2 separate regions of the Mus musculus genome follow, and region 1 is linked to region 2. A link is a loop called in an ENCODE intact Hi-C map of the cell type or tissue named here. Cell type or tissue: left cerebral cortex. All regions are shown on one strand. Each heading gives the region's core, and the rest is flanking DNA. Links, peaks and the distances in the headings are about the cores only.

What was found. Hi-C counts contacts between places; a loop is a spot of excess contacts. Peaks named below come from ENCODE experiments on the same cell type or tissue, not always from the same donor. Only the 100,000 strongest peaks of a DNase experiment are listed, where the experiment ranks them.
Region 1: a loop joins it to region 2, with 2.9 times the contacts of the local background. A loop is called at or near these places in 1 of 42 quality-filtered maps.

Annotation. Positions count from the first base shown.
Region 1 is chr8:121,838,998-121,844,373 of GRCm38, forward strand. Gm42048 reads left to right here. Exons shown (of 4, transcript XM_030243893.1): 2 at 1-2,407; 3 at 4,035-4,186; 4 at 4,695-4,905. Among named protein-coding and RNA genes, the nearest start is that of Gm42048, 7.7 kb to the left of the region's middle. In left cerebral cortex, for the core only: a CTCF peak has its summit at 2,543 (motif pointing left); a DNase peak (open chromatin) is centred at 2,526.
Region 2 is chr8:121,646,866-121,652,241 of GRCm38, forward strand. Zcchc14 (zinc finger, CCHC domain containing 14) reads right to left here and starts at 5,068. Exons shown (of 13, transcript NM_080855.2): 1 at 4,860-5,068. The coding sequence starts at 5,036. In left cerebral cortex, for the core only: no CTCF peak of the experiment used is centred there; DNase peaks (open chromatin) are centred at 887, 1,781, 2,864, 3,482 and 2 more places; H3K4me3 peaks cover 3,678 bases; H3K27ac peaks cover 868 bases.

The DNA.
Region 1 (5,376 bases), core at 223-5,222, 190 kb after region 2:
TGTGGACTTGGTGGCCTAATCTTTTCCCTGACATCTGTAAGTTGGCTATAGGAGCCCCTCCTGGATGGGACTTGGAGGGGTACTCTGACATTCAGAGGGCACCTTTAACACCCCCTCCGTACGTAGAAAAACATTCGAGAGACCCATGGGGTGGTTGCTCTAACCAAAGGGATAGAAGTATGCTTCGAACCCATCCCTTCTATGTCTGCCCCGGGCCCCACCGAAGTCAGTCCCTCAATCCAACGTGTGGAGGTAAGGCTGACTTCTTTTGTAAGAGCTGGGGTTGCGAGACTTCAGGTACAGCCCGCTGGAAGCCCTCCTCGAGCTGGGACTATATTAGAGTAACAGCCAACTATTCCCTAGCGTCTTATGTACCTGGAGGATTTGACCTAGACGAGTGTACTGACTGGTGCCATCCGCTCCGTGTCACCTTCACTGAACCAGGAAAGAGAGCTCTGGGATGGACAAAAGGGTATACCTGGGGTCTTAGGATTTACAAGGAAAGATATGATGAGAGATTATTGTTCACTATCAGATTAAAAATAAAGACCCCCTACAATCCTTTAGGCCCCCCAACCAAGTTCACACCCCTCACCCATACAATTACTCAGCCTACTCCAGTGATTGCGGACCCCCTTAATATGGCCGCTATCACCCAACCTCCCACTCCTCAGGTACCTCTAACTATTACCCCCGAGATTCCTTCAAGACAGAGGATGTTTAACCTAGTGAGAGGAGCCTTTTATGCCCTTAACAGAACTGATCCAAGCGCTACTGAGGACTGCTGGCTATGCCTGTCCTCGGGTCCGGTCCGCCTTATTATAAAGGAATCGCCTTCAATGGAGATTTCAACAGAACCAGCAGCCATACTTCCTGCTCTTGGGGTACAGGACAAAAACTGACCCTGACTGAAGTATCCGCGAGGAATCCAGGTCTCTGTATAGGTACCCCACCTTCCACTCACAAACACCTATGCGGACAAATTCAGTCCGTGTCCAGAACAGAAGCTGATTACTATCTTGTACCTTCCCCGGTTGGATGGTGGGCTTGCAATACAGGACTTACTCCCTGTGTATCAACTAAGGTTTTTAATTCATCTCATGATTTTTGTGTCATGATCCAGCTGTTACCCCGTGTATATTATCACCCTGCATCCAGTTTAGAAGAAAGCTATGCGGGCCGGCGGTCAAAAAGAGAACCAATTACTTTAACCCTGGCTGCATTCATGGGAATAGGTATGGCAGTAAGAGTGGGGACGGGAGTGTCAGCTTTGATAGAAGGAAGACAGGGAATTCAGTCTTTGAGGGATGCTGTCAATGAAGACCTAGCGACAATAGAGAAGTCCATAGACGCTTTAAAAAAATCTTTGACCTCCCTGTCTGAGGTAGTTTTACAGAACAGGAGAGGTCTTGATTTGTTGTTCCTAAAGGAAGGAAGACTGTGTGCTGCCCTTAAAGAAGAGTGCTGCTTCTATGCAGATCATACAGGAATAGTTAGAGACTCTATGCAGAAACTGAGAGAAAGATTAGAGCGAAGGAAACGGGAACGGGATGCTCAACGGGGGTGGTTTGAGTCGTGGTTTGAATCACGACCATCTTGGATAACTTCTTTAATTTCCGCTGTAGCCGGACCAATCCTTATGATATGCTTAGCTTTAGTTTTCGGCCCTTGTATAATAAATAGAGGAATGGCTTTCATCCAGAGTAAAATTGATACAGTAAAACTCATGGTTCTTCAAAGGCAATATCAACCTATAGTTCAGGTAGATGAAGAGTTAAGGGACACCGACCTCTAAAATTCTATGATTAGAATTAGTCTAAACAGAAAAAGAGGGGAATGAAAGGAAATAAAACTGTAATTCATGTAATGTATGTTAAATAGCCCAAAGAGTTGTTTCTGAGCTTTGAAACCTGGGGCTGAGAACATAGCAGAACAGACCAGGACATGCCCGGGCAAGCCCATCGCCTCCCTAGCTCCCACCCCTCTGACCTAAGTTAAATGTTACAGGCTGCTGATGTTTAAATGGACCAATCATGTGAAACCGCGCCAATTCCTCCCCCAGCCCCACTCCTTTTCTATAAAACCCCCTAGCTTCCAAGCCTCGTGGTCGAATCCACTGTCTCCTGTTGTGTGAGATACGTTTCGACCCGGAGCTCCGCCATTAAAAAACCTCTTGTTGTTACATCAAGGTGTTGTGTTCTATTCGTGATTCTTGGGTGCACGCCGAATCGGGAGCTGAGTGGGGGTTTCCCCACTGAGTTCTTTCAATTGGAAGGCTGAGTCGCTTCATTTAACTGGAAGTTCTACAGCGTGAGGCATCATTTTAGGCCACAGGAGGCACACCAGAGAGCAGGCTTTCTTCTATCCAGACAGATAAACATATGAAGACATCGGCCAAAGGAACCAAGTAAGAAAGGGGGTGGGTAGGGATAGGCAGATGGTTCAGGAGTTAAGAGCTGACTCACTGGGTCAGTCAGCTAGCACTGACATTGTGAGCCACGACCATCTGTAACTTCTGTACGGGGATCTAGCGCCCTCTCCTGGCTTCCTCGGGCACTGCACCTGCAGCCGTGGTGCATAGACCTGCACACAGGCAAAGCACTCATACTCATAAAACAAGAATAAATCTTTTAAAGAACAAGAGGAGAAGGAGGAGGAGGAGAAGGTGGCGGCGACAGCTGGATGATGGTGGTTCATGTCTTTAATTCCAGCACTCAAGAGGCAGAGGCAGATGGATCTCTGGGTTCAAGGTCAGCCTGGTTTACAGAGCAAGTTCCAGGACAGCCAGGGATACACAGAGAAACCCTGTGTAAAAGCAAAATAAAATAACAAGAAGAAAGGAAAGAAAGAAAGAGGAGTGAAATGCAGAAGCGAACCCATGTAGCAGATGTGATGTCTCACTTCCTAGTTGTTTAGGGAGGATATGAATCCAGCTGTGCATTGCAAAGAAAGCTGAATTCTTCCTCTTTAGAGCCTTATTTAGCGACCTACGATCTGGAGATCCCTGTGTTATCCCTGGGCCTAGCGCAAGCTAGGCAGGTGCTAGCCATGTGCTCTTCCACTCGCCTGCATCCCAGCATCGCCCATAGTCTTTTTGTTACTTATGTCTAGTTTCTGCTTTTGTAGCAGGAGAGCACACTGTTGTTTCTGGTCCTTTCCAATGTGTCAGTGAGTTAGAGTGTGTTCAGTGTGCCCCTGGGGTGGCTGATTCTGCCACTGTCTTCTGCAGGTGTCCTGTGTGGTTGAATAACTGGTCTATTGGAAACTCACTGTTTAGATTTTCTATGGCAATACTTCTCAACCTTCCTAATGCTGCAACCTTTTAATACAGTTCCTCATATTGTGGTGACCCCCAACCATACAATTATTTTCCATCCCTGTGAAAGGCTCATGTACTCCCCTAGGAATTGTGACCCACAAATTGAGAACCACTGCCCTATGTCCTTATATATTGTTGTTGAAATCTTCTACTTGTTTGAGTCAAATCCAGAGATGGGAAATAGTATAATTTCCCACCATAGGAAAGATGTATCCACTTATTCTCTGTAAACAACAAGCATGTGCTTGAAGTGTGCACGTGTGGCTAAACGGGGACAGACAGCTGCTGGGAGACAGAAGGGACACACGCTCGCCCTGGCCTCTGGGAGGGTACAGCAGCTCAGGCTGGAGAATGGAGGATAAGCAGAGAGTTCATGAGTCTGGGAGTTCCAAACTGGAAATCCATGTGCAGGTGAGTGCATGAGTGCATGTGTGCACATGTGAGCAAGTGAGTGCACATGTGTGCGAGCGAGTGCATGTGTGTGCAAGTTAGTGCAGATCTGAAGGAGGACAAAGGGGACACTAGTCCTGCAGAAGCTGGGATTACAGGCAGTTGTGAGCCACCTGGGAACAGAGCTCAGGTCTCTTCGTGGACATACAGTATCTCTTAACCTCAGACCCAATTGACCAATCAGGTAAGCCAGCTCTTTGGTTTTTTAAAAAGATTTGTTTGTTTGTTTATTTATTTATTTATTTATTTATTTAATGTACATGAGTACACTGCCGCTGTCTTCGGAGACACCAGAAGAGGGCATCAGATCCCATTACAGATGGTTGTGAGCCCACCGTGTGGTTGCTGGGACTTGAACTCAGGACCTCTGGAAGAGCAGCCAGTGCTCTTAACCGCTGAGCCATGTCTCCAGTGCCAGTAAGTCATCCTTTTTAAATAAACATTTTTCAAGCTTCTTGTTATAGAGTTGCATATGGTTACCTTCTAAATAAAAGAATAAGATGACAAATAAAAGTGTAGAATTAAATATGCAATGGCCTATATGTCTGTTACGAGGCCACCACAACAGCTGCAAAACCACCTCTACCCCCAGAAACTTCCCTGTACTCTTATCTAGCCTTCCCCTCTGTATCCCTGTCCCAGGGTGCTCACAGGCAGTGATTACTTATCATTCTCAGGATGTTAGAAATGCAGTCATAAAGTGGACACCTTTGATGAGGACCTTTAGGACTCTGGCTTCTTTCACCGAATCTGATTGTTTTGAGAGTTGCAGGTTTACCTGTGAGTGTTACTGTTTCAATTCCCCATTCTCATTTTCATTCTCTCTCATATTCTCTCTCTCTCTCTCTCTCTCTCTCTCTCTCTCTCTCTCTCTCTCAATCTCCCTCCCTCCCTCCCTCCCTCTCTCCCTCCCTCCCTCTCCCAGGCCCCTCTTGTGAAAGGAATCAAACTCAGCGCCTCCTGCATGCTAGACAAGCACTCTACCACTGAATCTCCATCAAGCCTAGCAATTCTCTGTGTGCAAACAGACCGTCGTCCCTCATTTATCGCTGCACCACTCGGTGTGGATTTGAGCTGCCAGCTGCTTCCAACTTGAAGGTGTATTATTACTAAAATCTCTGCTTTGAACAACCTGAGCATGACTCTTATAGATATGTGCTTTCATAACTTTGGGCGGGTGTTTAGGAGCAGAGTGGCTAGATCATAGCTAGTTTTGTGTGTGTGTGTGTGTGTGTGTGTGTGTGTGTGTGTGTGTGTGTGTGTGTTCATGTAATCCTTTAACTGCCCAACCATTTTTCTAATGTGACTAATAGGTTTTCTTTGATGAAGAAATAAGTCAATTTGGGCTGGAGAGATGGCTCAGTGGTTAAGAGCACTGACTGCTCTTCCAAAGGTCCTGAGTTCAATTCCCAGCCACCACATGGTGGATCACAACCATCTATAACGGGATCCGATGCCCTCTTCTGGTGTGTCTGATGACAGTGACAGTTTACATATATATATATGTATATATATATAATGAATAGGGGGCTGGAGAGATGGCTCAGCAGTTAAGAGCACTGACTGCTCTTCTAGAGGACCTGAGTTCAAATTCCAGCAACCACATG
Region 2 (5,376 bases), core at 97-5,096:
TGGCAGGCCATACTTCTGTGTTTCTTCTTCCCTTGCTAACACTGCCACAGCTAAGGTCTGAAGTCAAAGCCTACAGCCATCTCACTAGTGAGCTCACCCTGATGGGTCCTAGCTCAACTGCTGGGGGTTGAAGGATTTTTCTGAAATCTGACCCTGCTAAGGAAGAGGGAATCCTAAAGAAGAAATTATTTTTCCCGGGCAAAAAATAATTTATAAAAATGTGGGGTTGGAGAATTGGCTCAGCAGTTAAGAGCACTGGCTACTCTTCCAGAAGACCTGGGTTCAATTCCCAGCACCCACATGGCAGTAATTCCAGGCCCATGGACCTGATGCCTTTTTGGTCTTCCACTGGCACCAGGTATGTATGTGGTACAGACACATAGGCAAAAATATTCATACACATAACATGAAAATAAATCTTTTTTTAAAAAATGTATTGTGATCTACCATTAGCCTCCCAGAAGCCAACAGCTGTCCAGTCAACAGACACAGCACAACAGTGTGCCTGCCAATGTTCTAGAAACTACATATCCCAAGTGTGCTCTCAACCCCAAGGCTGAGTGAGTATGGCACACGGGACCAAGGCACAACACAGGATGGAACTTCAGCAAAAACGGCTTCAGAAAAGCAGCCAGACTTGCCACTGCTGGTTCCTGTGCACGCGACACACGGTGCTATGCATCCGACCCTGCTGTGACATGTGAAGCATGGCGGCTCCGATGGGGTTCAAGTGGCGAAGGAGCACATGGCCTTAGAGCTCCACGTGTGGGGAAAGACAGTCACTTGAGAGCTACACAGTCACCCCAGTGGCTCAAGGGGGCCTGCTACAACTCCAGACATGACTCAGCTGCTGCTTGCTGCTGGAGAGATGCCACTAAGAAGATAGGCCATTAAAACAGAGCTTGAGGGTGCTGTGTTGGAGCACACCCACCTAGACAGAAACACACCGAGGAATGAATACAAGGGATGAGAAGAACGCCCTAGAGAAAAAACAGCACCCTCAGGTCACTGATGCAGATGCGGATCTATTCTAGCTCTTCTGGAATGCTAGGGGCTCTTGACAACCATGTGTAGGGGTCAGGGTTAAAAGAGAAACCAAGCAAAGCCATCCACTCCTCACATGATACCCACAGGACAAAAATGCCTCAATTCCTGACCGACCTTTGAACTGTAATGACTTGCAAGAGCTTACCAGACACAAGCAGCCAAGTGGAACTGTAGCCCATCTCAGGCAAGAGCTTACTAGCAGCTTTATTCATAGTCTATGGAGATTGTTGAAAGTCTCCCCAAGGCTAACTCTAGGGCATACATGGCCAAACCATGGTGGGCAGCTCTGGAACTGTACAGCTATCCACCAAAAACAAAACCAGAATCTCAATATAGGCACACCATTTCAGAGCCCCTTAAAGGAAAAAAACCCAAAACAGCAAAACAAAAACAAAACAACAACAACAACCCCACATAGGGCCTCTGGACTGTGTTCTGCCACACAGAGCAGGACAGAACCACAGCTAGCTCCACCTGTCACTGTAACCACAGAACCCAGAGGGCCTGACGCCATGCAGCACGGTTAAGCAGCCCCCAGGCAGTGGCCCGAGGAGCATGCATTAGTGTCAGGCACTCAGGAGTTTACCATGAAGAATAATCTCACCTAAGCCTCAATCCCGACCTCCACCCGCTGGTGAGGAGATGAACAAACAGTACTCAGCCATGAAAGAGAGCAGCGTGCTGCGCTCTTACAAGAGAAGCCTTAAAAGCACGCACGTGAACGTGAACGCAGCCCAGCACACGGCCAAGCACTCACAGTTCCGTTCACACGACTGCCTCAGAGAGGACAAACTCACAGACAGACATTTGGCCGTGTCTCTTGGGGGCTGGGTGGGAGAATGCAGGGACGGCTCACAGGCTCGGGTATCTGAACAAGTTCAACGTTGCTGGCCACACAGCTCTGTACAGCACCCTGACCACAATTCAGAGGGAATGCTATGCTCTCTTGTACCAGCTACCGGACACCAACTTGAGGTGTCAGGGCAGCCTTGAAGTCAGAGCCTCCTTCTTCAGCCTCCTGAGTGCTGGGGTTGGTTACAAGTTGGTACCTCACACCCATTTAAAAGTCTTGATTTAACCTGCTTCCAAAACCAAGGTTTTCTACTAAAAAAAAAAAAAAAAAAAATGCAAGCACTGCTCTCAGCATCCTGAGACCACACCTAAGGGACAGGAAGCACCCAGCAGGGTAAGGCCTGCAGCCCCTCTGCAGCCCCTAATGCTCCCACACCACAGACAGCAAATGGTTTTCTAAAGTAAGCCATGCCTACGTAATGCATCCACAGCTAGGCTTGGTGTGTCCCTATCCTCTCAGCTCTGCAGAGGCTGAGGCAGGAGGATAGCAATTCCCAGGCCAGGGTGAGCAAGACAATGAAACCTTGGTCTTTATTTTATTTTATTTTATTTTATTTACATCCCAAACACTGCCCCCACTTCTAGAGTCCCTCCCCACATTCCCAAAACCTCGGTCTTTAAAATAAATAAACCACACTTTTAAACATCTAGGGCTGCTCTGAACGTTATACATTTAAAATAAAAAGGGAAAAGAAAGCGTAAAGAAGCTTACAATACCAAGCTTTCCAGAAAACTCAGGTAAGAGAAATAAACATTTAAATCAGACAACATCCAAAAACACTCCACACCTTCACTTCTGAGAGCAAAGTCTCAGTCCTAAGTTCAAAACCAAGTGACACAGCTCAGAAAGAAACACAAGAGCCACCTTCTGCTGAGGATGCAGAGGAGGCCGGAGTTCAGTGCTAAGTGGCTCTCGGCTGGACTTCTCCCTCCAAGGATCCCCCTCCAAGTACACACACAATCAGGCTTCAATCTCAGAGCTACAAATGAGCCCAAGTTCAGCTTTGGGGAACAGTCCCTTCGGGAGTGACTCAGAGCCAGGGAAAAGAAAGAGAAATGGACCTGTTTGGATCTGAGCAAGTGAGACCCAGCCTTCATTGCTAAGTCAAGAGCCCCTGTGCCAGGGCCAAACAATGTCCCCCAACTTTCTAAAGAAAACCCCAGCCCTATCAGCCACAGGATTCCTGAAAACTGCAACAGCTGCAAGCTCAGGACGAGAGCCGTTCGGGCAGACAACGCATGGCTCCACAGAACCACTGACAGCCAACATGGCCGGGAAAAACACGGGGAGCACAGCTGCCAGCTGCCCTGTCACCTCTGGAGGACTTCAGCCCAGCCTCCTACAGCACAGGAGACCAAGGCGGGCGACCAGTGCCCAGACCCTGGGGACTAGATTAACTCCATCTCGCCGTGGACTTTTGCCTGAGACAAAGGCCATCTTATACAGGCATTGTGAGGGCTGGCTGCAGTGGGGTGGGGCTCAGTGGCCAAGCACCTGCCTGGCATGCACAAGCTCCAGGCTCCATCCCTAGTACTGTGTGGGTGGGAGAGGACCCAAGACATTTGTTCTAGACACTTCTACTCTGAATTCACTGCCCTGTTAAAAACCAGTCCCCATCTCCTACAGAGCAACCCGGACCTGATGCGTCTGAGCTTCACTCACACAGGGGTCTGGCAGCCCAGGTTGGGAGACAGCAAGCTCCTGCTCGTGGATGAAACTAACCGCAGCTGAGGAGACCACAGAGAGGTGACAGCTGGCTGGCCTGAAGAACTTAACTTTCCTTGGGCCCTGCCTTTCTTGTTGACAGTTGCCTCGCATGCAAGAGGGAAGTGAGGTGGCAAAGTGTATGTATGTAAGAAAAAAGAAGAAGAAAAACCCAAAAAGCTAACCGAAGTCTCAGAGGCAAACGTCAGTGAAAAGATAAGACGCCACAGAAACCCATTCAGGAACCACAACCACTTCTTAGAGGAAGACATTAAAAAGAAGCCACAACTCAAGGTTCAAAGAGAGCTGAAAGAAAAACCGACGGAAGCCCCGACGACCTCACCTTGTTCACCTTGGACAGGGGAAGCTGAGTTAAGAGTTTAAACTTCAAAAGGCTCAGACTGTGGAGCAGCTGGGCAGGAGGCCCGGATGTGGCCTCTGACTACCAAGGACATGGTGTGGGACCTCAATGGCCCTTGGCACTGGTGAGCCTTTCTCTCACAAGAAACCTGGGTTCTTGGCTCCAGGGCTGCTGCCGGCCTCCAAAGGCCCAAATGCACACCGACTCCATCATCCACAACTCCGGGCTGCAGCTGAGAGGGATGGATACTAAAGAAATGAACTCCATCTGCTAGTCACCATGGCCCCCAACCACCCAGCCTTCAGCTTCCACGAGAACCACGTGCTTTACCAGTCCTCAAACATTCGGGCCACAGCTGGCATTTCTGAGTGGACAGTCAAGCTGCCCTTCCTGCCCAGCAAGCTGACATTATCATCCTAAGACCAGATCCCACCTCAGTGAGCTTGGGTTCTCCCCGATGGTGGATCACCACTGACAGCATACCCGCAGACCCGCTGAGGCTGCAAAGCCCCTGTCAAGAGCCAGGCTCTCCAGACAGACACGCTTAGCAGCGTGCACAACCCCCACGATCGCACACGCAGACACGGGTTCCTGTACATCGTACCCCTGCCATGCACGCCCGGGGACACCTGACCCAGACAGGCAGGTGGCAGGGCCCACCTGCGCCCAGGTTCCAGGTCGGTGCAAGTGGACATATCGTTGAGTGTTATGTCACCTAAGAACCGGGATTGACAGGACAAAGGCCTTCTCGTGTCCCCAGCCTGGGCCGTGACACCGAACACACAAAGGGGGCCGCGCGCTGACGCAGGCCTCCGGGTCCCTTAGTAGGTCATCTCCAGGCTGGCCGGTAAAGGACCCCAGCCGCGCTGCCCCACCGCGCGCGCTTGCGCTCACCTTGTGGCAAGCCGAGCAGGTGGGCAGCGCGCCGCTGGGCCCGGGCGCGCTCTTGCCACCGCCACCACCGCCGCCGCCGCCGCCACCGCCGCTGTTCAGGCTGCTCTGGATCTGTGTGAGCTCCTGGCGCAGCACCTGCTTCTGGTGGAAGCTGAAGGCCGGGTGGTTAGAGGCCATGGTGAAGAGCAGGAGGAACTCATCGCCCGTGCGACCCTCGTTGAGCTGCAGCCCGTAGTTGTGGATGATGGAGTCGGTGTGCGTGAGCGTGCGGTACAAGACGCCCGCCGCCTCGCGCTGCTCCGAGCCCAGCAGGGCCAGCGACACCAGCAGCTTGCTGCGCACCACCTCGTCCGTCAGGTTGGTGAGGCTGCCCAGGTCGGCCGGGTTGTTGGCCTTGATCTCCGAGTCGCGCAGCGAATGGTAGTCCTTGCGTGCCAAGTCCTCCAGGCACGAGCCGAGGAAGCGCAACTCGAGCGGGATGCACAGGTCCAGCAGGCCGCACAGGAACTCCACACGC